3 separate regions of the Homo sapiens genome follow, and regions 1 and 2 are each linked to region 3. Evidence: read pairs that join two places in POLR2A ChIA-PET (ENCODE). Cell type or tissue: CD4-positive, alpha-beta T cell. All regions are shown on one strand.

Region 1 (5,000 bases), 380 kb before region 3:
CTGGATATCGCAGGACCACGGAGAATCCCACCGGCCCTTGCTGAGTCATTGCGGGCCGAGGTCCGGGCTCCGCGCCGGCGCGCCTGCGAGGTGGACTGTCCCGGTCACCGGCCTCCCCAGAGGCAGGGGTCTCGGGCCAGAGCCCACAGGACCTGGGTCTAAGGCACCATCCGCGGCCGAGCAGTGGCGCTGGGGTCTGTCTGCGTCCTCCCCGCCCCCGGGGTGAGACAGACAGGACCGCCCTAGAGCCTCTGGGTCAGGACAGTCGGAGCCAGAGTCCCCATCTGGGCCTCCGTGGCCCCCAGCCCGTGAGCCCAGACTGCGCTCTCCCCGCTCCACAGGCCAGCTGCTGGGCCGGGGCTGGGGGGCTTCTGGTGGCTGGGGCTGAACCGTCTAGGAACAGGCTTTAATAGGAGGGGCTCGGGTGGAGGAATGGCTCCTGCAAAGGCCCTGCCAGAGTCAGGTCAGGTGGGTGGGCGAGAGGACCAGTGTGGCCAGGCTGCGGAAGCCAGCACAGGAGACAAGGGCGGGTGCTGTGCATTACAGAGGCTGCTGGGGGCTTGTCCATAGAGCAGCAGGGGGCACGGAAGGGCTTGGGGACGCAGACACGATCAGACTTGCATTTCATCAGGCACTCTTTAGCTGCCTGCTGGGTGGCTGGGCTGTGTGAGATGACCCTGCTTTGACCAGGTTAGGAATTATGACTGGTTTCCAGAGAGAACATTGGTTAGTAATTGGCTATGGGGAAGAGGGGGCGTTGAGCCAACCAACTGGGGTCCCCCTGAAGTGCCAGCAAAGTGTCTGGTTTTCTCCAGGATCTGTTTCCTCAGTCCCTGGCAGGATTGGCTCCCCTGCACGCCATGTCCTTGTGGTCCCTTCCAGACAGAAACCAGGCATGAATAAAGTGAATAATGACAAGCGCTCAGGCCACTGCCGTGGAGGGCGGTCCACAACCCAGAGCTGGTCATGCGCCGGGCACCCTGGCCTCCAGGTCCCTCAGAATGGCAGGAGCTGGAGGTGGGACTCGAGATTGTGGGAGCTGAGTCTGTAGTGAGTGACCAGGAGCCAGCTGGGGCTGGGCTTGGTCACTGTCACCTCCCCCGGAGGTGGTGAGTGGGATGATTAGCTGGGTGAAGACGCCTGCCTGTTTCACCAGTGTCCCTGCCCTCAGTCCCCCAGTCCATGAAGAGTGTCTGTGTGGAGACTGGGAGGATATAGGGCAGCCCCACGTGATGATATGTCTGTGGCCAGCTGGGCAACACTGTCGCCAGCTCCGGGGTCTGCCAGGTGGGGTGGGGGCTGTGAGCCACAGCAGGAGCAGGCCAGGCCTGGGTTTGGACACCTGCTCCTCTGCCTTGTCCGGGTGCTGATGCAGGAAGGCCCCTTCTCCAACCCTTGGTGCAACGTCTGACCTGAACCAGCTTCCCCAGCCCAGCAACACTGCTCCCCTAATGTGGATGTCAACCTAAAGAAACAAACTGAACCACAGTTCATATAGAGAGTTTGTCTGGGCCAAGGCTGAGAGAGCTGCCCAGGACACACCAAGTTGCCCTGGGAGTGCTTCATTCAGCCTTATTACAAGCAAGTTTTTAAAGACTGAAGGGGACAAGGAGTGGGCTGATATGAAGTCAGCAGGAATTCTGACTGCTTTCCAGAGAGAACCCTTAGTGACTGGCTATAAGGTGTTGGACTACTGGGTAAGAGTTATGGTGTCCAGCGTATGGCTTTTTATGCCTACTTGGTGTCAGTCTGGAACCCACAGAGCAATTGGCTTCAAGAGGTCGTTAGCTCAAGTAGGAGTGGGATGTGACTGCTGTTTCATTCCAGTGCCTCTCTGGGCCAGATAATTAAAGGGAGCTCACATTCCTCAGATAAAAAAGTTCCTTTCGCATTAGGAGAAATACGTAATGTAGATGATAGGTTCATGGGCACAGCAAACCACCATGGCACGTGTATACCTATGTAACAAACCTGCACGTTCTGCACATGTACCCCAGAACTTAAAAGAATATATATATGAATATATATATATACTTTATACATATATATATAAACTTCCATTGTGCGCGCGCGCACACACACACACACACACACACACACACAAAGTTCCTTTTCTTTTTCATGGACATGAGCAGTATGTCACTCAGGCATGGGGACTCCTGGGCCACCTCTGGGTCTTCAGGGAGGGCCTGGTCTGGAAGGAGGGGTCTCATCCTCCAGAGCCCCAGGGATGGGTGATATATGTGTAGGAATGGGGGAGCTGGTTCGCAGACGTGCGTTTCCCCTGTGTGTGTGGACACGATGGGCCCCATGGCTCTTCCCGTCGGGTGGTATCCACCGAAGGCCTTTGCTCTGCGGCCACTGTCCACCTCCACTTGGCCTCCCGAGTCCACCAGGCTGGCTGGTGACACCTTGGGTTAGTGTGGGGTGACTGGTGTGTGTTGGGGAGCTGCAGGTCCCCTGTCTCTGACACAGCTGTGTCTGGGCAAACACCAAGGTTTGAAGGAGTGGGTGCCTGTGTGTGTGTGTGTGTGTGTGTGTGTGTGTGTGCGCGCACGTGTGTCAAAAGGCTTTGCTGCATGCCTTTTGTGTGGCTCTTTGTCACATGTGCCTTTCTGTGTTTCTCTGTGAGTTTTCATGTGTCAGGTTGTATGTCTGTTGTGTGGGCGGAGAAACAGCTCTGCTGTGGGGCCCTGAGCCATTGCAGGATCCCCATAGGCCATGCAGAGGTGCACACAGCACCTGACCTAAGCCTGCTCCTCCCAGAACATCAGGCTGCACCCAGGCCACCGCTCACTCCGTCTGTCTCCCGAGACTGTTCCTCACTTCCTGCCTCACTGGCCCTGGTGAGGGTGAGGCTCCCTGCCCCCGGCCCTCAAAACAGAGCTGCAGATGAGGACGCCACCCAGCTGCAGTGTCAAGGGGCTCCTCCACAGTGGGTGTCCCGCAACGCATGCTCTCTGACCCCTTTTGTTTCAGTGTTGTCCTTTTTAGTGTGTGGCACCAGGACAGCAGGGAGCTGCCACCTCAGGCTTCTCTTATTTTCACTCTGTGAGTAATAAGGTCTGAATGAGAGGGGCTCATTGTGTCTTTACTGTCAAATCAGTCAGGCCTTGGCCTTGGCATGTCTTGCGTGTGCTTGACAAATGTATTGCTCATGGGGTCTGGTGGAGGCACAGCACCCTTTTAGAAGACAGGGTCTGTGCGGACCAGTTACGGGTGACATTTCCTAGGCACAGCTCTTGCCTAAGTGGTGTGGGATGGGAGGAGGGCGGGGCTTCCCACTGTCCCACCAGCAAAATGGGCTGTGTGGCCAGCTCCTCAGGACCCGAGAGCATTTGCTCCAGGTTGATAAAATGTTGCGGTGTTGGGTGGCAAGAGTAGGATTGAAACCAGCCACCCAGTTGGTGCTTTGTTACCATCAGAAGTGTTTGCTGAGTCAAAGCAAATGGCCACTCAAAACTGAGTGGGCTGAGTGTGGTGACTCACACCTGTAATCCCAGCACTTTGGGAGGCCAAGATGGGCAGATGGCTTGAGGCCAGGAGTTCAAGACCAGCCTGGGCAACAGGGTGAGAGCCTGTCTCTACAAAAAGTTTAAAAAATTCGCTGGCATAGTGGCATGTGCCTGAAGTCCCAGCTACTTGCCACTTGGGAGACTGAGGTGGGATCACTTGAGCCCAGGAGGTCCAGGCTGCAGTGAGCTGAGATCACACCACTGTACTGCAGCCTGGGCAACAGAACAAGAATCAAATAATAAATAAGTAAGTAAGTGAGTAAATCCATCCATCCACCCCAGAGTGAGTCAGCTGGGGCTGCTGCATTGCTCCTCCCTCACCCACAGGATTCCCTGGTTCCAGCCAGGAGACGATGGTCAACAGCCACTGCTGTAGTGGTGCCTAGTTAAAACTCTTTGGTTTCTGTCTCTGTAAAAAAAAGTGTCTAATTGCATTTGGGCAAAAAACTTGCAGTGAAGAGAGAAAAAGAGATGAAAGCAACCTGTGAGGGAGGCTCGGGTTGACGTGCGGCATGTGCTGTTTGAGTGTGATGAGTGTGTCGGTTTGCACTGTAGATGCTCAGGAAGTGAGGATATGTGGAGTGCTGACTGTATACATGATGCCTCCACTGGCTGGCTGAGTAGAGTTTCATGAAACAATGTTGGTGGACTCAGCCCTGAATCCCTCAGGCATTCAGAGAGCAACCTCTGTCTTTTTTTTTTTTTTTTTTTTTTTTGAGATGGAGGCTCGCTCTGTTGCCCAGGCTGGAGTGCAGTGGTGCAATCTCGGCTCGCTGCAACCTCTGCCTTCCGGGTTCAAATGTCCTGGCTTTAATTTCACAGATTCTTTCTTCTGTTTCTTCTGTTTGATCAAGTCTGCAATTGAAATTCTCTATTGCATTTTCATTTCATTCATTTATTTATTTTTATATATTTTTGAGACAGAGTCTGTGTCACCCAGGCTTGAATGCAGTGGTGCCATCTTGGCTCACTCCAACTTCCACCTCCCGGTTCAAGCGATTCTCCTGCCTCAGCCTCCCTAGTAGCTAGGATTACAGGCATATGCCACCATGCCTGGCTAATTTTTGTATTTTTAATACAGATGGGGTTTTGGCATGTTGGCCAGGCTGGTCTTGAACTCTTGACCTCAAGTGATCCGCCTGCCTCGGCCTCCCAAAGTGCTGGGATTACAGGAGTCCGCCACGGCACCCAGCTTGCATTTTCATTTTATTCATTGTATTCTTCAGTTCTAGAATTTCTGTTTGGTTCTTATTATTTCTGTATCTTTATTGAACTTTTAGTTTTGTTCATCTACTATTTTCTTGATATTATTGAGTTGATATATACATTCTAGTAAATTTCACTGAGCTGTCTTAAATCAATTATTTTGAATTGTCAGACAATTTGTAGATCTCTATTTTTGGGGGGTTGATTACAGGAGATTTATGAGTTTATTTTGGTAGTGTCATATTTGCTGATTCTTCATGATCTACAGACTTTCATTAA
Region 2 (5,000 bases), 150 kb before region 3:
GCCGGCCAACATGGCAAAACCGTGTCTCTCCAAAAAATACAAAAAATTGGCCAGGCGTGGTGGCTCACGCTTGTAATGTCAGCACTTTGGGAGGCTGAGGTGGGCGGATCAGAAGGTCAGGAGATCGAGACCATCCTGGCTAACACAGTGAAACCCCGTCTCCACTAAAAAATACAAAAAATTAGCCAGACGTGGTGGCAGGCGCCTGTAGTGCCAGCTACTTGGGAGGCTGAGGCAGGAGAATAGCTTGCACCACCCGGGAGGCGGAGCTTGCAGTGAACTGAGATTGCACCACTGCACTCCAGCTTGGGCCACAGAGTGAGACTCCATCTAAAAAATAAAAATAAATAAATAAATAAATTAGCTGGACATGGTACTGCATGCATGTAGTCCCAGCTGCTCAGGAGGCTGAGGTGGGGAGGCTCACTTGAGCCCAGGAAGTTGAAACTGCAGTGAGCGATGATCGCGTCACTGCACTCCAGCCAGGGCGACAGAGTGAGACCCCATCTCAAAAAATATATATATTTTTTAGAGAAATAAAATTCACTGAGTTGCCCCTGAGTTGCCCAGGCTGAACTCCTGGGTGTAAGCAATACTCCTACTTTATCCTTCCAAGTAGCTGGGATTACAAGACTGTGCCACTGTGCCTAGCTTTGATTTGTTTTTTTTGTTTTTTGTTTTTTGTTTTGAGACAGAGTTTTCACTCTTGTTGCCCAGGCTGGAGTGCAGTGGCGTGATCGCGGCTCACTGCAACCTCTGCCTCCTGGGTTCAAGCAATTCTCCTGCCTCAGCCTCCCAAGTAGCTGGGATTACCGGCATGCGCCACCAGGCCTGGCTAATTTTTTTTGTATTTTTAGTAGAGATGGAGTTTCACCATGTTGGCCAGGCTGGTCTTGAATTCCTGTCCTCAGGTGATCCTCCTGTCTTGGCCTCCCAAAGTGCTGGGATTACAGGTGTGAGCCAAGGTGCCCGACTTGATTTGGCTTTATCTTCTCAATAGTAAAAGATTTATGTGCTTCTGAAGTGAAAACCCATAACACTGTGGATTTAGAGAGGGCACATTTCCAGCCCAGTTCCTGATACTTGCTGGGTTGTCGATTTTCAATTTTGGTGTATCTTTCCAGTGTTTCTCATGGCAGATTTAAGCAAATATGTGTGTTTACGTTCCACAGGTCTTATATAAAAGGTGTATGTCATGCAGTGTATGTGGCACGGAGCACGTGTTTCTATCCTTTCTCCTTCCTTGTGTTCACTCCACAATATGTTGTGAGGCACTTGTGCAAGATTTCCACATGTCAAGCAAGTGTGGAAATTCTATGAAGCTTTTAACTTTTTGAGGTGGGGTCTCACTCTGTCGCCCAAGCTGGAGTGCAGTGGAGTGGTCACAGCTCATTGCAGCATTGATCTCCCAGGCTCAAGCCTCAGCCTCCCACTTTGAGGCCACTGGCGTGTGCTACCACACCAGGGTAATGTTTGTTTGTTTGTTTGTTTTGTAGAGATGGTGTCTTACTATGTTGCCCAGGCTGGTCTTAAACTCCTGGCCTCAAGGGACCCTCCTGCCTTGGCTTCCCAAAATGTTGGAATAATAGATGTGAGCCTCCACGATTGGCCTCTATGGAGTTTTTTAAGGTTTCTGTTTTCTTATCTGTAAACTGGATGTGTTAGTAGTACCTGCCTCTGGGTGGTTGGGAGAAATCAAGGCGATAATGCATGTGAATTGATGACTCCTGTGTCTGGCACTGTAAAGTGCCAAGTGCTAGCTGTTACTGTCATGATGTTCATTGTTTATGGTTTGTAATACTCAGCCTCAGGTACAGCTGGACACTTATATTTTGATAGCCAGCAGGGGAGCTGGAGCAGACCAAGTGAAGATAGGGAGTTTCCTGACTCTTTAGCCCTTTTTTCTGCAGCAGTTCTAGGGGAGTTGGTGTGCTTTGGAGCAGAAAGGGGCATAATAATCTGTCCATCTGGATGGGGGTGGGGGTGGATGGTGAGGAGTCAGGAGTGAAAGAGCCCAGCCAGGGGGATCAGAGGCGCAGTTTCAGATCCAGGGCTTTCTCCCCTGGAAAGGAGTTGTTGTGGTTGACCCATTGCGTTCAGCCCCTAGATGTTCCTAGATAAACCTGCCTTTGGGGGAATGTAGGAAGTATCATCGCCCACAAGAAAGCTCCTTGGCTGGCAGCATGACAGCTTCCTGTGCTTGTTTCTCACATCAGGCGTCCCCTCCCTCCCCGCTCCCCACTAAGCCTCCTCACGCTGGTCTGGTAGCAGAGCTGGAGCAGATGGCAGTGGCTGCGCCTACTGTGGGTCAGGAGTGGTGCTGGGCACTGCAGGATGATGATGCCTGCCCACTGCATTCCAGGTGCTGGGCTGGCAGTGGGTCTTGCTCAGCCCTGGTGTTATGCAGAAGGGCTTTGGTGACATGGTCCTGAGCCTTGTTTGAGTGTCTTATGTCTAAGTAAAAGTATCTTGTTGCTTTTGAAACCTACTTCCCCTTGTTTTACCTTTTATGGATGTGGAGAAAACAAATTCATTTAAAGTATCGCAGACCTAAAAAATGGTCCAGGGCCTTAGGAGCTGTGAGGTGTTGACCTGGCTGGCCCCCAGGCCCTTCTCCCCTCATACATGGCCACCTTGCTTCTGTTCCTGAGTGTCCTCAGGTTCCCACACCTCCATTGCCCCCATTCTCATACCACTGTCCTTCAGGGACAGGCTGCCTGTGGGCCCCCTTCACACGCACATCAGCTTTCCTATCAGTAATTGATGGGGATAGCCGGAAGCTGGGCGTGTTGACAGAACTGCCTTGGTGTCCCCTTGTTCTGGCCAGGCCTCGCTGCTTATCCCAGCTTTTCCTCTCCCCTGGGCCTTTCTTCTTCATGTTGTCCTGTGCTAATTCCCCGAGCTGAAAAAAAGAAGTGGGGTAGAGTTTGGAGATAGATGTGGGATGATAAAGATTTCAAAAGTGTCTTTGTATTTTTACACTCATCTGAGACCACTTTTCATCATCCTTCCCTCTGCCCTGCCATCTTATGAGTGTAGTGGATGGACTCTGAGTGTCACAGTGACTCAGGAGGAAGGTTGGGTGAGCAGGGCACGGAGCCGGGGCTTTGCCCCTTCCAGGCTGCCCTGCCAGAAGGATGGGCACTTCAGCAGAAGACAAGGATGCTTCTCTGAAATAAGACTTTACCTCAGACATCCGTGTATTGACCACAAGACCAACTCACAGTAGTGATTTCCCTGAAACACTTGGGAGTGAGTGTCCTTGGGGCCAAAGAGGACAATGGGTGGGAGGCAGCCCCTGCCAGACAATCTCAGAAACACAGCAGCTTGCATATAGCGGGCCTTGGCAGCCAGTGGCCTTCACCTCACCTGAGAGTGGGCTTCACCCTCTGCCTTGCCTGTGCGTAAATGGAGATGAACACAGATTCTCCCGGAAAGCGCAGCCAGGGGAGGGCCGCCCAGATTTTCAGCAGATACTGCGTCATCAGTGAAAAGGCAGCAACAGGCTGGGCTGAGAAATGAAAGCCCTTCTTTACAGATAGTGCAAAGACACAGCGGCCCACCCACGGCTGCCTCTGACAGGCCTTGTGCCCTCAGGCCAGCGCCTCATCACCCCCAACCTGCCTGTCCCCTTTGTGATGAAGAGAGGGCACTCAAGATGGCTCCCAGCTCTCTCAGCTGAGTGCCTTTCCATCAGGGGAGAGGAGTGGCCGTTGGAGGCTCTCTGTCCCCTTCTTGTTTCTTTGTGCCTGTTATTGGCCAGCCTAGCTGAGCACTGACGGCTCTCTTCCGAGAGGCGGATTCCAGAGGAGGCCGAGCAAGCGTCTGAATCTGCCTTGCAGGATGGGCTTCAGCTCGGTGCCAGCAGGCGAGGGGGCGGGAAGGGGGAGTCCGATGACTGCGCTTCTTCATCTGGTATTAAACTGCTTCCTGTTTTTACTTTTAGGACGAATACCTTTCTCTCGTGGCCAGGCTCATTATCCATTTTCGAGACATTCGTAAGTAAGATTTTGCATTTCTGGGTTGTTGAGATCTCTGTGAGAGGCCAGCCCTGACGCTGCCTCGGCAGAGCTTTCTGGGCAGGCCGTGGTGCCTGAGTCAGAAGGTCTGTGTCACCTCACTTGCTTCTGGGAAGTTCTTCACTGCCTTGCATTTGACTCCAGATCCCTCCATCCTCCCAGAGCCTTGGCCTCAAAAATGCTGATTCTAGCATCATGGAAATGCTGTCCTCAAAGTGGTCTAAACGGGTTGCTGCTTCACTTGCTCACTTAATCTCCCTTTTCATAGGGCTGTTGTTTTTACTTCTGGGAAGTTCTGTTTACCCTGGAACAGAAACTCTCTTCCCTAAAAGTTGATTTTATTGACCCATGGAGGCCAGAGACACTTAGGCATATTTTCCCTCCAGACTAGAAGCTTCTGAGGAGGACCTCCTGAGTCTGCACCCTGGCTCCCTGCTGTGCTGAGGGCCCCCGTGTTAACCTCACGTTGTGCCTCCTCTGATTCAGAGGGCCCAGTGTGGTTCTGTCAGCCAGGCAGTGGCCCCAGCTCTACAGAAATGAGTTGTCATTGCATCCTAGGGCCAGGGTCTTCGTGCTTGTGTGTGTTACGTGGAAGTATGTGGACACCAAGTGTTCCTGGATGGCCACAGCCTGCGAAGGAAACTGGGGCCAGCAGCTGCTCTGTGTTTTCAGCCAACAATGGCTCCTGCCCACTGCCGCTGCATAACCACCAGAGGCAGGCTTCTCTTGACACAGGCCTGTCGTTGGAGCATGTGCCTGGCGAGTCCTATTTCTATTCCCCTGTGGGTTAGGGACAGGCAGCTGTACCTTCAGTGTGTTGCTGGGTCAAAGGGAGACATTGAGCACTCCAGAGCCTGGTAGGTTTTGCTTCTTTCCACACTAACTTTTCACCAGAATGGCCAGCAAAGTGAACTTCACTGATCTCACTCTCTGTGGTGTTGGAAAGTCACTGGGATGTGTAAGAGGAGAAGGAGCAGCCCA
Region 3 (5,000 bases):
TTTGTTAGTAATTTATTTTGGATTTTTGCATCCAAGTTCATAATTGTAACTGGACAAATAAAGGCAGATTTTAAAAGGACAAGTTGGGAGGCTAAGGCGGAAGGATCACTTGAGCCTGGGAGATTGAAGCTGCAGCTAGCTTCGATTGTTCCACTGTACTCCAGCCTGGTGACAGCAGGACCTGCCTCTAAAATAATAATACTTAAAAGGACGAGTTTACCTACAGTCTCACCAAGCAATGAAAGAGCTTATCTTCTTCCTGTTTCCTTTACGGATCTTGCTCATGTATTTTATCTTAGTTACTTTAGCATAAATGCTAAATCAAATTCTTTTTCACTAGACATCATAATAGCTCTAGGCATACCACATAATACCCAAGCACATTTTAATCATTAAAATTGTTTCCTTTTTTTGTGGCTACTGTAACCACTTCAGCGAACCATTTAGTGTGTAGTGGGTTTAAATTTTTTCTCCTTCCTGGGATAAATTTCCCAGGAGAGGGATAATTGGGTCAAAAGTTACGAACATATTTATGGGTTCTTTTCCACAAGAGATCGATCAGTTTGCAAGTGCCATCTGCACTGTGGGGGAACCAATCTTCAACTTGCCTGCATTTGGTATTAGTATTTCATTAACCTTTCATTGATCTAATTACGGCTCTTTGACACAATTTTCATCAGTGATGGACTAAGTGTGATCCGGCCTGACCCGCCTCCGGCCGGCGTGAGAAGGGGCATGTGTCGGGCTACCCTCGGGCTTCCCCTGCCGCCCATTGTGATCCAGCCCGCTAGGCGCTCCCTGCCGCCCATTGTGACGCCTGCCAGCCGCAGGCTGGGTCCCCGAGGCGGGCGGCATTTAGGCTCGGTCTCCACAGCCATGGCCGCGACGCAGGAGCTGCTGCTGCAGTTGCAGAAGGATAACCGAGATGGTCGCCAGCGGAAGCAGGAGCTAGAGAAGCTGATGCGCGGGCTCGAGGCCGAGAGCGAGAGCCTGCCTCAACCAGCGCCTGCAGGACCTGAGCGAGCGGGAGCGGAGGTGCGCGGGGAACGCCCCTCTACCTGGCGGGCGCGCGAGGGTCGGTCCCGCAGGCAGCGCCGCGAGGTGCTTCGCAGAGTACCAGGCTGATCCGCCCGGGCCCGCATCTCTGCTCTAGGCCCTTGGGAACGGGTGATCCACCCAGCGGACCCAGGTGGGGGACTCGGCCAGGACTTCCCAGTCCTCAATCATGAGCCTGCGGCTGGTCCTTCCTGGCGACTGCGGGATCCTGAGCGACCCAGTCCGCCTTGTAGCGCCAACCTCAGTTTCCCTCTGCAGGCTGCTGCGGAGGCGAAGCCAGGAAGCGCTGCTTCTGCAAGGGGAGGTGCGCGAGGCGGCGCGGGAGCGCGCGCAGCGGGTGCGCAGAAGACTGGAGGAGGCGGAGCGCCACAAGGAGGACTTGGTGAGGAAGAGTCCTGGAATGGGGCTGGACCCAGGGTGGGGTGGGGCAGGGCGGGCGGAAGGGGGCAGGATCCGGGGGTGGGGTGAGGTAGGACCGGCGGTGAGGCCGGCACCGCCCCAGGACCCTGTCCGCAGGAGCAGCACAGCAGGCAGCTGCAGGGCAGTGGGAGGAGCTGTCGAGTCAGGTACGTGCAGGAGATGGGAGGGCCTGTCTCTTGGTTCCTCTCGGAAGTCCTGCCCTTGCCCTCGCTCTCATTGCCTCCCCGTCCCTGTCTCCCCTGACACTCGTTCCTCCAGAAGCCCGGTAAACCCCGTCCTTACGAGCCCCGCCCCTAGCTCTTCTACTACGGAGGGGAACTGCAGAGCCAGAAGAGCACGGAGCAGCAACTCGCAGCCCAATTGGTGACGCTGCAGGTGCTTGAGCGGGACCCTGAGGTCTTTAGTAGGGGCGGAGCAGCAGCGTGAGCGGGGCCGTGACCACCTGGGGGTGTGGCTTAAGGCAGGCCCTGAAGGCGTGGGCGGGGCGGGGATGTGGGCGGGGCATAATCGCCTGGGGGCGGGGCCCTGAGGGCTAGATACGGGCGGAGCGCGGAGGGGGCGGGGCCATGACCAGCTGGGGCGTTGCTTACGACTGGTCCTGAGGACGTGGGCGGGGTCATGATCGCCTGGGGGCGGGCACTGAGGGCCGGGGGCGGGGCCCGGAGGCGCAGCGGGTTGCCGGCCTGCGGACCTCCTGACATTCCCTGGGTCCTTCTCAAGAATGAACTGGAGCTGGCGGAGACCAAATGCGCCTTGCAGGAGGAGAAGCTGCAGCAGGTGAGGGCAGAAGCGGGTTCTGTTGGAGGAGGGTAGGCTTTCGAGTGTGGATGGGGAAGGGCCTGTCGCCCCGCCCCCGCCGAGTCTAACCCGGGTGTCCACACCCAGGACGCGCTGCAGACAGCGGAGGCCTGGGCCATATTCCAGGAGCAGACCGTAGTCCTGCAGGTGCGGCCCCACTCAGACGCCAAGGTGCCTCCCGCCTCTCCTCCCCCAGACCTGGGGCGGTAAGTCTCCCAACCCACCGCCAGGACGCCTCCCCGAGGCCTCAGTCCGCACTCTCACCCGCTCCAGGAGGTGCAGGTGAAGGTGATGGAGGCTGCGGAGGAGCTGGACGCCTGGCAGAGTGGCCGGGAACTGTAAGGGAGTTGGGCTTGCGGGCGCGGCGGGGCACTGTGGGGCCGGGCCGGGCTGGGCTCCCACCTGCATGCCTGTCCCCGCAGGTGTGACGGGCAGCTTCGCAGAGTGCAGTACAGCACCGAGTCGCTCATGGAGGAGATGGCCAGGGCGGACCGAGTGAGCGCCTGCGCGGGTCCGGGCGGGGTGGGCTGGAGCGGGACACCCCTCCCCATCCCCCCCGCGGTACCGCCTCCCCCTCCTCCTGGAAACCGGGCCGGCGCCGCGGGCGCGGAGGTAGCTGGATGCGGCCCTCTCTCCCCGCAGGAGACGCGGCTGTTCGGCGGTCCTCGCGCGCTGGCCATCAGGTGAGCAGGGCGGTGGGCGCGGCCGCGGTCCCCCACGTGCCCGCCCGAGCCGCCGCCCACCTGCCCGCCTTTCGCCCTGCAGGCGCTGCTGACGCTGCCGCTCCTCTTCCTGGGGCTGTCGCTGCTCTGGACGGTGCTGTTGGACCCCGGCGCCGTCTCCGCGTGGCTCTGGAGCCTCACCTCGGAGACGACGCTGCGCCGCCTGCGCTACACGCTGTCCCCGCTGCTGGAGCTGCGCGCTAACGGGCTGCTGCCAACCTAAGTGCAGCGCCCCGCGCCTGGCTCCAGGTGGACTCCAGGGCACCGGCTTTATTTCTGGTGCACTCCTCTCCTGAGAGTGTAGACCAAGGTCGCCTAATAAACTCCTCAAGGGATGAAGCTCGTGGGTTCGTCGTCTGTCTCCCATGTCATGTAGGAGCTTGACTGGCTTTTCAGCCTCCAAAGATTCCTTCCTTTCTTACAGCTCATGGATTTAGATCCACTCCCCAGTATTGTAAACAGCATTTTTAGTTTTTCAGGATACATAATTTGCCATATTGCCAGAAACTTGTACATAGCATTTGACACTTTTTTCTTTGCCAATTTGACAAGCTGCTTTTTTCAAGTATTGTGATTTGAAATTATTTCTACTATATTTGAATTTATTTCTACCATTTGTAACATGTTGATCCTGATTTTTCAATGCTCCCCTTTCCTTCTGTTTGATTATTTGGGAAGTCACACTCTGTATTCTGGTATTCTTACTACTTGAGCTCAGCTCATTGCTGTCATCTTCCCCTAAACCGCCTTAAAGCATCTTAGGTCTTTTCCCTCTGATCACATGTGCTACTTTTTTTTTTTTTCTTTTCTTTTGAGATGGAGTCTTGCTCTGCGCCCAGGCTGGAGTGCAGTGGCATGATCTCGGCTCACTGCAAGCTCTGCCTCCCGGGTTCCAGCGATTCTCCTGCCTCAGCCTCCCAAGTAGCTGGGACTTCAGGCGCCTGCCATCATGCCCGTTTAATTTTTTGTATTTTTAGTAGAGACAGAGTTTCACTGTGTTAGCCAGGATGGTCTCGATCTCCTGACCTCGTGATCCGCCCACCTTGGCCTCCCCAAAGTGCTGGGATTACAGGCATGAGCCACCGTGCCTGGCCAACATTTTCTCCAGATATCTTACCGAGTCCTAATTTCCACTGCGGACAGAGAATACACTCTGCGTGATTTTAATTCTATCTCATTTACTGAGACTTGTTTTGTGGCCCAGCACAAAGCTTGTAATGAACATTGAGAAGAAAGTGTATTGTTGCTGTTGACAGAGTGATTTTTTTTTTGAGACGGAGTCTCGCTCTGTCGCCAGGCTGGAGTATAGTGGTGTGCAATCTCGGCTCACTCCAACCTCCACCTCCTGGGTTCAAGTGATTGTCCTGCCTCAGCCTCCCGAGTAGCTGGGACTACAGATGCATGCCACCATGCCCAGCTAATTTTTGTATTTTTAGCAGAGACAGGGTTTCACTGTGTTGGCCAGGATGGTCTTGATCTCTTGACATTGTGATCCGCCTGGCTTGGCCTCCCAAAGTGCTGGGATTACAGGTATGAGCCACCGTGTCAGGCCGACAGAGTGTGTTCTAAATACCCAGCAGGTCAAGGTGAGTGACAGGCTTGTTCAGGGCTCCTGTGTTTACTTTCTTGTTGGTAGCGCCGTCAATTGCTTATTGTGAAATGCCCCTTCATAAACACCCATACACATTTTGATTATGGATGGCCCGTCTTTTTTCCATCTGTTATTTTCATCTTAGATCTGTCTTCATATGTAAAGTGCTTTGGTTATAATCAGCACATAACTGGGTCTCACTTCTTCAATTCATGTTTATAATCCCTGACTTTTAAATTGGGCTGGTAAGTCTATTATGTTTCTCCTTTTCTGCCTTCTTTTGGATTAGTATCTTTTAAAACTCCTTTTAACTTATACGCTGACTCATATTTTTTATTAAGACAGTCTCACTCTGTCATTCAGTGTGGAGTGCAATGGTGTGATCTTGGCTCACTGCAACCTCCACCTCCCGG

The links. Peaks named below come from ENCODE experiments on the same cell type or tissue, not always from the same donor. Only the 100,000 strongest peaks of a DNase experiment are listed, where the experiment ranks them.
Region 1: POLR2A ChIA-PET joins it to region 3 with 7 read pairs; 1 of 35 experiments calls an interaction of 5 or more read pairs at or near these places.
Region 2: POLR2A ChIA-PET joins it to region 3 with 7 read pairs; 5 of 35 experiments call an interaction of 5 or more read pairs at or near these places.

What each region holds. Positions count from the first base shown.
Region 1 is chr22:20,320,284-20,325,283 of GRCh38, forward strand. No RefSeq gene overlaps it. Among named protein-coding and RNA genes, the nearest start is that of DGCR6L, 2.7 kb to the left of the region's middle. RefSeq lists an enhancer at 63-850 and a silencer at 134-183. In CD4-positive, alpha-beta T cell, no CTCF peak of the experiment used is centred here; DNase peaks (open chromatin) are centred at 2,688 and 4,038; H3K4me3 peaks cover 875 bases; H3K27ac peaks cover 283 bases.
Region 2 is chr22:20,547,490-20,552,489 of GRCh38, forward strand. MED15 (mediator complex subunit 15) reads left to right here. Exons shown (of 18, transcript NM_001003891.3): 3 at 3,947-3,998. Among named protein-coding and RNA genes, the nearest start is that of MED15, 42 kb to the left of the region's middle. RefSeq lists enhancers at 1-4, 1,744-2,734, 3,817-3,906. In CD4-positive, alpha-beta T cell, CTCF peaks have their summits at 4,770 and 4,984; DNase peaks (open chromatin) are centred at 2,202, 3,472, 3,962 and 4,722; H3K4me3 peaks cover 3,163 bases; H3K27ac peaks cover 3,673 bases.
Region 3 is chr22:20,701,272-20,706,271 of GRCh38, forward strand. It overlaps the pseudogene TMEM191A. Among named protein-coding and RNA genes, the nearest start is that of SERPIND1, 70 kb to the right of the region's middle. RefSeq lists silencers at 1,448-1,517, 2,248-2,397 and enhancers at 1,748-1,857, 1,956-2,528. In CD4-positive, alpha-beta T cell, no CTCF peak of the experiment used is centred here; DNase peaks (open chromatin) are centred at 1,380, 1,660, 2,030, 2,710 and 3 weaker places; H3K4me3 peaks cover 2,439 bases; H3K27ac peaks cover 732 bases.